Regions from separate parts of the Mus musculus genome. Here region 1 is linked to region 2. A link is a loop called in an ENCODE intact Hi-C map of the cell type or tissue named here. Cell type or tissue: left cerebral cortex. All regions are shown on one strand. Links, peaks and the distances in the headings refer to the core of each region. The heading gives the core; the rest is flanking DNA. Region 1 overlaps Igsf10 (immunoglobulin superfamily, member 10). Region 2 overlaps Med12l (mediator complex subunit 12-like).

Evidence for each region. Hi-C counts contacts between places; a loop is a spot of excess contacts. Peaks named below come from ENCODE experiments on the same cell type or tissue, not always from the same donor. Only the 100,000 strongest peaks of a DNase experiment are listed, where the experiment ranks them.
Region 1: it touches region 2 in a loop (4-fold over the local background); 8 of 42 quality-filtered maps call a loop at or near these places.

What each region holds. Positions count from the first base shown.
Region 1 is chr3:59,319,177-59,321,994 of GRCm38, forward strand. It overlaps Igsf10 (immunoglobulin superfamily, member 10), which reads right to left. Exons shown (of 7, transcript NM_001162884.1): 7 at 1-1,198. Among named protein-coding and RNA genes, the nearest start is that of Igsf10, 24 kb to the right of the region's middle. In left cerebral cortex, for the core only: a CTCF peak has its summit at 2,283 (motif pointing right); DNase peaks (open chromatin) are centred at 1,178 and 2,283.
Region 2 is chr3:59,173,888-59,176,705 of GRCm38, forward strand. The region is part of intron 15 of Med12l (mediator complex subunit 12-like); the gene reads left to right. Among named protein-coding and RNA genes, the nearest start is that of Gm51434, 19 kb to the right of the region's middle. In left cerebral cortex, for the core only: CTCF peaks have their summits at 732 and 1,563 (motif pointing right); a DNase peak (open chromatin) is centred at 1,565.

The DNA of each region.
Region 1 (2,818 bases), core at 26-2,525, 150 kb after region 2:
TGGGGAATTTTGTGGCCCATTAGCAAATTGTGTGCCATCAGGTAAGATCCAGATAATTTCAGGTGTTGGGTTCCCATCCACAGAGCAGTTCATTGCTACAGGCTTGCCAACCTGGGCAACTACTTTTTCATTGAATGGGTTTCTGAATGTTGGTCTTCTCAGCATTTCCAGTACTTTTAACTGCACCACCAACACACTCTCTCCTCCTTCGCTCCGAACCACACAGGTGAAATCCGCAGAATCAGAAAGCCTTATGTTCCGAATTTCCAAGGTTCCATTTTGATGCACGGTGATTCTGCCTCCGTAGTATGGAGCCGTGAGGAAAATATTGTCTGGCATAATCCATGTGATCTGGGGTGGTGGGACCCCATCTGCTCTGCAGTCCAAGTGTTTTTTGGAGTGCTGAATGGCTGTGGCTTTAATAACAGTTTTGTTTGCATACAAACCATTGATTAATGGAGGCCTAGAGACAATATCCAGTTTGTATGTCTTAGTGTCATCCCCACTAGGATTTTGAGCTACACACACATACTTCCCAGAGTCAAGCGGTTTCACTTTATTGATGGACAAAGTTCCATTGGCATGAAATATGAACCTGTCATTGGAGAATGAAATGACATTGTTGGAAGGCAGCAACCAAAATACATTTGGCTTGGGTTCCCCAGTGACCTCACAGTCCAGGACAGCTGTGTCTCCAGCCTTGATCCTTACATTGCTCCTGTAGTTTTGCCTTATCCGTGGGATGGCTGTTAGAACTGTTAGGTGAACTTTCATTTCATCTTTCCCTAAGGTGTTCTGAGCAGAGCAAATATAATCTCCTTCCTCTGCCATCCCAACTTTGTTGAAATACAAGGTTCCGTTGTGGAAGAGGGTGTACCTCTTGGTCCTGTAGCCACTGTCATCAGCTTGTGCTACATTGTTCACCACTGTTCCATCAGGCAAACTCCAGGATACCTCAGGCACAGGGGAGCCAGAAGCCTTGCAGTCAACTTGGAAATCTTTCCCATGGAGTACTTGCTTCTTAAAATGCTGCTTGTGTTCAATTTTGGCAGGTGTCAGTCTTAGGCGGACATGCATCAGGACCAGGTCATCTCCCATTTTGTTTCTTGCCACACATAAGTAGTCACCACCATCCTTTTCTGTCACCGATCCAATAACCAAGGAGCCATTTGGGTAGACATGGATCCGGCTGCCCATTCTAAGGAGAGAAGAGACAAGCGTGAGAATGCAGCGGGGAGAATTGGGGCTTAGGAGATGACTCAGTTGGGAAGCTGCCTAGTGCACAATTTTCAGACCTGAATTTGGATCTCCAGCGCCCACAAAGAGTTAGGCAAGGTGGTCACATCCATACCCCCAGAATGGACACAGCTGGCCCCCGGAGCTTGCTCGACAGCTGGTGTACCTGAAAGTACCTACAGCTCTAGGCTCAGTGAGAGGCCCTCCTGAGAGTAAGGTGGAAGCAATTGTGTAAGACCCCAATGCTTATTTACTTCTGGCCACCACACATGCACACACCAAAATGAACGAGCATACCTTGCACAAACACATAAAAAGACTAAATATTGTCACCAATGTAGACACATTTACAGAATATTATACTATGTAGAAGCAGCCTTATTTATAGGATGTTACTTCCCTCCAGCCTTACTAAGAGCTGACTGGCACAGTTGTACATACATGTAAGTAATTTAGTAGGAAATTGTGACACATAGATAAAATGAAAATGATTATCACGATCAAGCTCATCACCTTGTCACCTTTCCTTCTTCCTCTTCTTCTCTCCCTCTCCCTTTCCCTTTTCCTCCCCCTCTCCTCCTCTTTCCTTCCCTCTCTCTCTCTAACATGGCATTATCTTTATGGATTATTTTTTAAAGCTGTTAAAATGAAGACCAAAGTCACTTATTGTTATCTAAGCCATTTGCTTAAAAAAGCTTTGTAACAAAGCATAATTTGCTGGAGACAGTATTATTTTCGAAATGGCCTTCAATCAGCTCTTTTTTATACAACTTTTAGAAACAGCTCACTGGTGAGAAGGATGCTGGAAGTAGCCAGTTCTTAAGACATTTTATATATCAAATGGATCCACAAAAATAGCATATCCTGCTAATGAAAAACAACTCGAGGGTATGTGCTGAGTTAATGCCTGATGCTAATTTTTAAATGTGTTAACGAAGCAACTTTTTAGTTATTTAACTAGAAGCAATCTGTCCATTGCCTGCTGCAGAGGACAGCATTCTAGGATGAATTAGAAGTTGAATCACCTGCTGCGTAATTGACACAGTTGACCACCAGGTGGCAGACCCTAGCTTTAGTGTTAAGAACATGCTCAAACACACCTGTGTTTTTCCCCCTTTCTTTTGACAACATGAGGTAAACAGAATACTTGGAGCTCAGGCTTCAAGGCAAGAATGTTTGAGAAGTGATGTGGGGTAGGTCTAGGCATTGGTGTTCTGGCGTGATGGTTATGTGTAGCAGACACTAAGGACTAAAGCCCTAAATGTTGGTTCTTGACAGTCCCTCCCTTAAACTGTGTTACACTGTATGGGACCAGACTTACGCACATTGCTTGGTTTCTCGTAACAGTGATTCAGATAGAGCTGGTCAGGGACATTGACCTCGTGCTTAGGAAAATTCTCAAGTTGCTTACATGGGCCATTAAGTTTGAGACCCAGACTCAAATTCTAGTGTGCATCACAATTACCTGAGGGGCTTCTAAGAACACAGACTCTTTATCAAAACAATCCCTGCTTCTGATTCAAGTTCTTGGTTAATATTAATGATACTGGTAAAGAGGCAACCTTAAAAAAAAAAAACCTAA
Region 2 (2,818 bases), core at 313-2,812:
CTGTGGGACCGGAAAGCTGTCCACAGGCCTAAACTAGGCCTGCAGGGTCAGGCTCTGTACAGGCCTGGCTTTTCCATGGGTCCTGGGTGGTCTGGAAGCTTCCCCATAGAGGCTCCTAATGGCAGTGAGGACAAAGGAGGACAGTCTCAGGTGAATGATGGTGCCGTTGACCACATTCAAGGAAAGGTTGTACAGTCTTGTAAATAGCACGGACTTTGGAATTGACTAACCACTTCGTTGATTTGTTTCTTCATATCACTTTTATGATTATACAACAGGATTTAAAAAGATGCTTGTTTATTACTTTGAACACTGATCCATGTTTGCACTAGGACTTGGCAGTAGCATGTCCAGGTTTCCATAATACCTAAACCCCAGACATGTTCTTCTCTTTGACTGGAATTTTTCAGGAACCTCTACCAGGTGTCTTGTTATAGATTTCGGTACCCCTAGAGGAAATCTTTTAAAACTGGAGTATGTGTTATCATTCTATTGCTTGACAGCTGGTTTTGGCAATTGGTATATTCAAAATAGGAGGCAGTCTTCCACAGTAAAGGTTTGTCCCCTACTTCCTGTGGCTAGTAAGCCATTGACCTTCCCCATGGGTGAAAAATGCATTTATCAATACAGAATTTATCTTTCACACTGAAGTTTATTTTTATGCATACCCACAGTGGTGACTTGGGTAAGACATGTCCTCTGCAGATTCAGCACTGGGACACAGGGGCCCAGTTGGTGGTGCTGTTGAGGAAGTCTAGAGGGTGTCCCTTTGCTGGTGAAGTATGTCACTTGGGGCAGATATTGACACTTTTCTCTGTTGGTTTCTTTGCTTATGATGTTTTATCACAGCAACAGAAAAGTATTTGACACTCGAACTAAAGCTTTGTGATACCTGCATTGCCATTTACCAGCAAGAACAGAGGGTGTTTTCAAAATAGGTCGTTGAAGGGAGAACCGAGCACCAGAGGATGAATGTACCTCAAGAGAATGACAAGTGACAGTTTGAGATGTGAAACTGAAGTTTGTGAAGGGTGATTGCACTCAGCCAGATGACTTCAGCTGTTTAGGGGCTTCTGGGGATCCATGAGGGAAGTGTGATAGAATGATGGGCGTCCACAGGAAACGTGACCTGAGAAGCGTCTGTGCATTTCATGGTATTGAAAGCACACAATATACAGTGGTTCAAAATATAACTGAAAGGAGCATGGCAGCTCTCTGTGTTACAGAAAAGATGGTCAGTCTGTCTTATAGCATAAATGTTCAAAGCACACAGCAGTGTTTGAAAAGCACAGAGTTGATTTATTGTTGGGAAATTTTGTTTGTTAATTTGGAGAGAGCAGTCAGCATTTTCAGCGTGCTTCTGTCAAGCCCCTGGGTGGCTTGAGTCTTTTAGTCTTTGTTTCTTGTTGCATACATGTGTTAACTTGTGTTAACTTCTTGATGGCACTGATTGCTCTTCTTAGACATTTCTCCCTCGCCCTGCTCAAGGCTGCTCCACGTTAAATACTTGCAAACATGACAGGCTAGGACACGGAAAACAAGGTTTATGGGCTTCACCACTAGATGGTAGTGGAGGTCTAGGGCAGCCTCAGCTGCTTTGTCTCCAGTTCAGATTTCAGAATGGTCCCTCTTAGGAGTGTTTCCTTTAGACACAGACCACTAGGAATAATTAAAGATTGTTTTACATAGTGTCGAACACATTGCTCTTTTGTGTAACATGTGCCAGGTAAGTGTTTATTGATTTGTTAGTTGCTTTCCTGTGGAGTTTAAGTGTATGTGTTTAAGAGAGAGATAAAGATAGATATGCTTAGAACATTGAATTGGTCATCAGATTTTAATGCATCCTGTCTTTTTTTCCCCCTAATATATTTCCCTACTGTAGTTGTACAGTTTAAGCCAATAAATTTTACATGTACATTTCTCTCTCTCTCTCTCTCTCTCTCTCTCTCTCTCACACACACACACACACACACACACACACATTCTATCTTGAGTATTTTATCTAATTTAATGTGTTTCTCTAGGCACTGTGTTTGAAGCTTTATCTGATAAAGAAATACTGGCATAGTGTTTATAATGGGAAATAAGAAGTTATGAAGTGGTTTAATCAATTGAGCTGTTTATATGTGAGGTCAGTTTCTTCAAATATCATTTAAAAATAATACTAAAATTTCATTTTAAACTTCTCTATTTAAGAAAGAATGAATATGGTATTTATTCCTGTATTGTAAAATTTTACCTGCACATTTGGCAGGTATCCATCCCTAATCTAGAATCTGAAATCTGAAGGCTCTAAAGTCTGCCATGATAGCACAAGTGCCACCCTGTGATAGGCTGTAGGGCAGGAGCACAGCACACTGATCACAGCATCATCGTATTCCCGGGTTGCATGGGAGGCCGCACATGAAGCAACATGAGTTTGTGATTATAATATAGAAAATCCTGAAGCTCTCTTGTCATCTGTGTACAAATATTCCCACACCCAGCACCTGAAATCGGAAATCTCTCTGTTCACAACAATTTCAAATAAAGGTTTCACAACCCATGTAACTCAAAAGCCCCAAGGAATATTCTGTTTCCTATTTGAGGTTACTGTAGAAAGCCATCAAACAGAATTTATAATTTCTCCACTTTGAGTGGGAACATTGTATGCTGCTCTCCACCTCTTCTTGTAAATCTGTAAGTTGTTCAGGGTTGGTTCTGGCTAACTCGGTTTGGGGTATTGATGCAAAATAGGAGCTGCAATTTAGATAGATTTTATAATCTGACTTCTTTAACTGAGGATGGTCCGACCACTCTTTTGTAAGTCGATGTTTGG